Linked DNA regions of Homo sapiens: region 2 is linked to region 1. A link is a loop called in an ENCODE intact Hi-C map of the cell type or tissue named here. Cell type or tissue: endothelial cell of umbilical vein. All regions are shown on one strand. Links, peaks and the distances in the headings refer to the core of each region. The heading gives the core; the rest is flanking DNA.

Region 1 (2,918 bases), core at 277-2,776:
AGGCTTCTGAATCTATCATAAGACATGTAGGAAATTTCTAAATAATTTTCAAGTTCCTCAAAAATCACAGGGAAAAGTTGCCATACTACTTAATACTTGACACATGGAACATGAATATTGTTTCTCCTTCAATCAGAACCTATGATAGAAAATAATTAAGATTTCTTTATATTTTAGTGACTTAAAATGAAAATGAAAGTTTAACTGTTAAAATGAAAACATACAGAGATATTTCATTATTTTTACCCCATATATGGCATGGCAAGAGCCAAAAAGTAACCAATTTAATTTTTGGCAATGTAAAGAATTATCATGGTATTTTAGTATATGTGCTGCTGAGGTGAGTACTATCACGGTATTTTAAATACACATGAAGACACATGCGTCTTCATAACTGTATGACCACAGTCTTTTAACTTTCAAGTAAGAGGAGACTAAATTCTACCATGTTTGCAGAGGAGGTACCTTGGCCCTCACTAGAAATTTAACTTTCTTTAAACACGAACTTCAAGCAAACGAATCTATTCAGAATTTTAATTTGGGTGGTGGGGGGGGGTGCTTTGCTTTTGTAAGAGAGCTTGATAATCTTTCCCTGTTGAGCTCCTCAGTCTCCCAGGCTCCGTGGAGCTGCAGGATGTCATGCACTTGGACAGCAGCCACCTTGGAAAAATCTAAGCAGGCATAACTTGGTGTTAATGACTTTGGTAGCTTAGAGAAATAAAAAACGAGGAGCAGGTCCTCATGCAAGGCCTACGGGGGCGAGGTGGTTTTCCTCTTTGCAGTAAGGTTTGCTCTTTGTAAGAATGCTCAGAGTTAGATTCCTGCTCCTGCTCCAACTGGTTCAGGCTGACAATTGTGAAATGCTTCCCTGCCTGTCCTAATCGAAGGCCCACAACCAGGACCACAGAAGCAACCTTGGTTTGTGATGGACCCTTGTCTAAGGATCAGGTTTCCAGCATCATTTTCTACTTGCAGGTAGTTTTACCTGAATTTCTTCTTAGCTTTCCAGCATTTCCCGTGCCTGGGCCTCAGACAACTGTCTTCCCAATAACCTATGACTGACCTCCTTGGATCCCTGGTTTCTCCCTTGCTCTGACCTCTGCTAAATCCATATGCTGCAGATCTTTTACCTTGACTACCTGGCTCCTGACAGCTGGTTCATGCTTGCCTCAGCCAGGAGTGCAGACTCATACAGTTGTCAGATTTGCTGGTTGGGACCTAGACTTTGATTTCCTTGCTGAGCTGCTCTCCACAGACACCATACAGCTGTAAGACCTTATTCAGAAGGTTATGGAGTCACTTCCTTGGGAAGTTTTCATAAGAAAGGCTGAACAAACTTGCTTAGATAGTATGAGTCTAGCCTTAGACACAACAGCAGCCTTCTAATTTTATGATCCTTACCAACACTCTTACTACAAACCATACCGTGCCATTCTACAAACAATTTCTGTAAGTTGCAAAAATTTCTGACAACCCTATCTCAGGTTCAATTCCAGGTCTCCCTCACATAAGATGTGTCATGTATGTATGGATATAGGTCTCACAAACACTAAAAGAAATGTCAATTTAGGGTAATATATAGAAGCCAAAGCAAAAGACACACAAAAAATGAAGGCCTTATATTCTTCTCTGTCAATATTTCTAGTTAGAAATCCCAATTGACAACACTTATCATTCATTTTACCTTTGGAGAGATTTCTGAGTACTTCCAGTCTCTTTTATTTGAATTATTTTGGCTTGCTTTTTATTTAAGGGATAGAAAAAAAAGGGGGGCATTCTGAATTAAGCCTTCCCACATACATCTGTGTGAGGGAGATAGGTATCCAACATTCCACAGGTGATTCTGTGGCCAAAAAGCTTCAAGAGGGGAGCATGTCTTGAAAACACAGACAAGATGAGTCAATATCAGACATCAGAGACCAGGAGTCCCCTGCTCATGAGCCCCAAGGCACTCCATGGTGGGATGTGAAGAAGCCCTCCCAGGTGAGGTGAGGCAGGCAGTGGGATTTGGCTGAAGGAAGCCTTTCTCTGTCTCCTGGTGTGCTGACTTAGTGCACAGGGCTGCTGGGCCCAAGCCCTGCCTTTCATATTGGACATTTTCCAATCTGCCCAGATAGAGAAAACAAACAATGGCAGCATGAAGAGGGGCCATCTCCAGGTAATTCATCTGACTTCCAACTGTCCAGGGTTCTCCCATCAGAGCTGAAATACTACCCGGCAGACTGGCCATCAGGCAGCCGGACCTGGATATTTCCTTCAGCAGTGCTAATTCCTAGTGTCTTTACAGGAATCCTGACCCAGAAAGTCACCTCAATAGGTAAGAGGTTAAAAAAGCACAAACAGGGGAAACAAACTGGGTGATAAAAATTCTTGAGCCCTGGGGAGCTCAGAAAGGGGATTTGGAGCACAATTCACACTTGGGCCAGCCAGCTCTGTTCACGCTGATAAGTTGTTTTTTGAGAAAAACAAATGAATTCATATCTGATAAACCAGCACATTGATAATACCAAATTCCTTTTCCCTTTCTAAGGCTCTGTCAGGGAGGAGGGATAGATTATTTTTGCTGTGCAGGGGCAGAGAGGGTGGTAAGATTTACTGTAGATGCTACACAATGAAATATTTTTTGGTTTAATCAGTTTTGCAGGAATTGTACTGTTAAATGTCCCTTATTAAGAAATACCTTTATGTCCCCGTAAGAGTATTAGAATGACAGTTGATAAAATCTGTTTTAAAAGTGTTCATTGTTCCCATCACAAGTAAGAGCACCTTGGTTGATCCCAGGAGAGTTTTGATAAATTTTTATGTTTTTGAGGGGTTAGACCAAGTGCTGTTCCTCCTAAATGGTATTTTCTATTGTATATACATGTACATAAAAATTATTCTCCATGTCACCATCCTCAGACACCTAGCAACCAGTG
Region 2 (2,918 bases), core at 104-2,603, 79 kb before region 1:
AAGAAATGGTGCTAACACATCCTTATAATAAATCAGAAAAACGGTGCCTGGTAACTCAGGTTTCCACATGCAACTCCTTTCATTACTGGAAATAAAAATTGTTTTACTTTGACCAAAGTAGATGATGTCTTCCAGTATAAAAAAAAAAAAAACACTCCTCCCCAGCATCAACCTACCTCTGTTGTTTTTGTACATGAATATGTTATTAGCAGCAATGACAGACGGCTAACATCTGAGTCCAGCCACTTGACAATCATTCGAAGTCAGCAGGAACAGACGTGCTGAAATAAAAAAAGACGAGATGAAGTGCTCTACCTAGGGAACACCGCCTTGCAATATATACGTGTCACTGACCTCTACTTAGGAATGTGAGTGCAAATTGTCCTCTGGCTATGGGCAACAACATAAGCCACGAAATGAAAGAGCTCCAAATAAATTAAAATGATAAATTTAGCGATTTAGTGTGAACATAAAAAGCTTTACAACTTCACGAATTAAAAAAACAGTTTCAATGTTAGAAGTCAAGAGAGCAGCTCCCTTTAGGGGGTGGGGTGGTAGTGGGCAGAGGAGAGCCTGGGGGACTTCTGTCTTCTGTTTCTTGGTCTGGGTGCTGAGAACATAGGCGTGTTCACTTTGGAGGAATGCTCCAAGCTGCACATCAAGATATATGCTCTTTCCCGTATGTGTTATGTTTCAAAAAAGCTTACCCCTTCCTCCTCTCAAAAAGCATTTTTTCCCTTTCATTTTTTTATTTCTTCTTCTTCTTCTCTCTCTCTCTTTTTTTTTAACTAGATACACGCTGAACAAACAAAATATGCAAAGAATAATAGTTTGAAGGGGTGCCAGCATGCTAGCGTGCCTCTGGAAGCGTACATGCCTTGGTCTGGACTGGGCATCAGATGTGCATTTTCACTTGATGTAATTCATTTCCTTGTTCCATGACCCAGCTTTCCTCTTTGGGGTAAAGGCCCGTCCAGCATTTTTCTTGGACAAGGTCTCCACCTTTGCTGCATCCAGGGAGACTCCTTCAGTGCCACGGTCCTGCCTCAGGTTAGTTTCCTTGTACGTGTTGCCTGGCTTTGTCAGGTCTTAATGCCATCCTGAAGCTGGTAAAATGAGCCAAGTGACTTCATCTCTCATGGCACACCTTGAGGACATTACTTGGGCACAAGCCAATTCACTGCTCACAGCCCGAGAGACATTTTTTTCCCATGAGCTAGCTCCTCTCCTCCTCTCTCACAAATAACTTCCTCTATGGGAAAGGACACATCAGAGAACAAGGAGCATTGTAACGGGTGAGAAATATGCTTGACATGGGGAAGGAGATGCCGTCCTCACTCCCTCCTTCCCCACCCTCCCACACTCATCTGTCAACTCTAATTTCTCACTAATGCTTGGGTTTCACTCTAAGCTCCCTTTGCTTGCTCGTGCCCACCAACAGAAATATCCAGGAAAAGAAAGAGCATCAGGAATGACTGGCCTGTGTGCAAGCAATTCCTTGTTGTTGCTGACTGCCTTCTGCAGCTTGGCGAATTTGACTCTTGGAATGCACGGACAGAAGTAGCATTTTTCTCTCCACCAGAAGTCTGACACTGACCATGTCAATGAGCGTCAATTGGCAGTACGTGTGTGTTGGTTGACCCTTTACATCAAGACCAAGCTAAGCATTTGCTTTCCTTTGGTCAATTCCACTGGTCCTTCCTTTTGGTCAATCCCATCGCTCTCTGACCCAGGGCCAGAGGAACATAGCATTTCTCCTAACTTGGACAATGTTGCAACACCAAAAAGGCTTGTACTGAAGTACGGAGGAGGTAGATGTGAAGAGTCATCCTTTTGTCAGATTGCAAAGGTGTTGCAGCCCATTAGTTTCAGGATGTTTTTATTTTGTTCCCTTCCAGTAAATGTTTTCAGAGATTTTGCCTCGGGTTTTTAAAGATGTTTTATAAGTTATGGGTCTCTTTAAAATTTTTAATCATCTTAATGAGGTATAATTTATATACAATAAAATGCCTAGACAGTGATCCCATTTGATGGATTTTACAATTATATATACCCATCCAAACCAAGATAGAAAACACCTCCTTCACCCAGAAAACCCCTCATTTCCTTTTCCAGTCAGTTCCCTCACACACACTCACTCCTGCCCTACCCCCAGCCCCACTAGAGCCTAGGAGAAGTCACTGTTCTGATTTCTTTCACCATAAGTTAGCTTTGCTTCTATAAAATGTAGCACCTCAGTATATATTCTTTTAGGTCTTGCTAATTTTGCTCAACATAATGTTTTTGAGATTTGTTCATGTTATTGCCTTTGTCAGCAGTTTGTTCTACTTTATTGCTGAGTAATATTCCATTGTACAAATATATGACAATACATTTATCAATTCTCCTGTATGAGTACAATGGAATTGTTTCTATTTGGAGCTGTTACTAAGAGTGCTGTGAGCACTCTTGTAAAAGTCTTTTTTATGTTCTTTTTTTCCATTTCTCTTGCATAAATATCTGAGAGTAGAATTGCGGGGCCATAAGTAGGTTTATGGTTAACTTTATATGAAAGTTCCAAAATTTTTCCAAACTGGTTATACCATTCTTATATTCTTACCAGCAGTGCCTGGGATATCGAATTGCTTCATGCTTGGTATTGTCAATATTTTTATTTTACTTAGTCCAACATTTGGTATTATCACAGTTTATTTACTTCAGCTATGATGATTTGTGTGAAATGCCATTTCACTGTGGCATTAGTTGGCATTTCCCTGATGATCTACGGTGTTGAGCTTACTGGCCATTCGTTCTTCCTATGTGATAGGCACGTTCATGTATTTTGCCTGTTTTTACAAATTGACTTTTTTGTGTTTTTATTGTTGGTTTTTAAGAGTTCTCTATACATCCTGGATATGAGTCCTTTATTAGACATATGT

The links. Hi-C counts contacts between places; a loop is a spot of excess contacts. Peaks named below come from ENCODE experiments on the same cell type or tissue, not always from the same donor. Only the 100,000 strongest peaks of a DNase experiment are listed, where the experiment ranks them.
Region 2: it touches region 1 in a loop (3-fold over the local background); 3 of 110 quality-filtered maps call a loop at or near these places.

Annotation. Positions count from the first base shown.
Region 1 is chr6:12,392,010-12,394,927 of GRCh38, forward strand. No RefSeq gene overlaps it. Among named protein-coding and RNA genes, the nearest start is that of EDN1, 100 kb to the left of the region's middle. In endothelial cell of umbilical vein, for the core only: no CTCF peak of the experiment used is centred there; DNase peaks (open chromatin) are centred at 662, 1,302 and 2,372; H3K27ac peaks cover 2,165 bases.
Region 2 is chr6:12,313,180-12,316,097 of GRCh38, forward strand. No RefSeq gene overlaps it. Among named protein-coding and RNA genes, the nearest start is that of EDN1, 24 kb to the left of the region's middle. In endothelial cell of umbilical vein, for the core only: no CTCF peak of the experiment used is centred there; DNase peaks (open chromatin) are centred at 892 and 1,052; H3K27ac peaks cover 1,759 bases.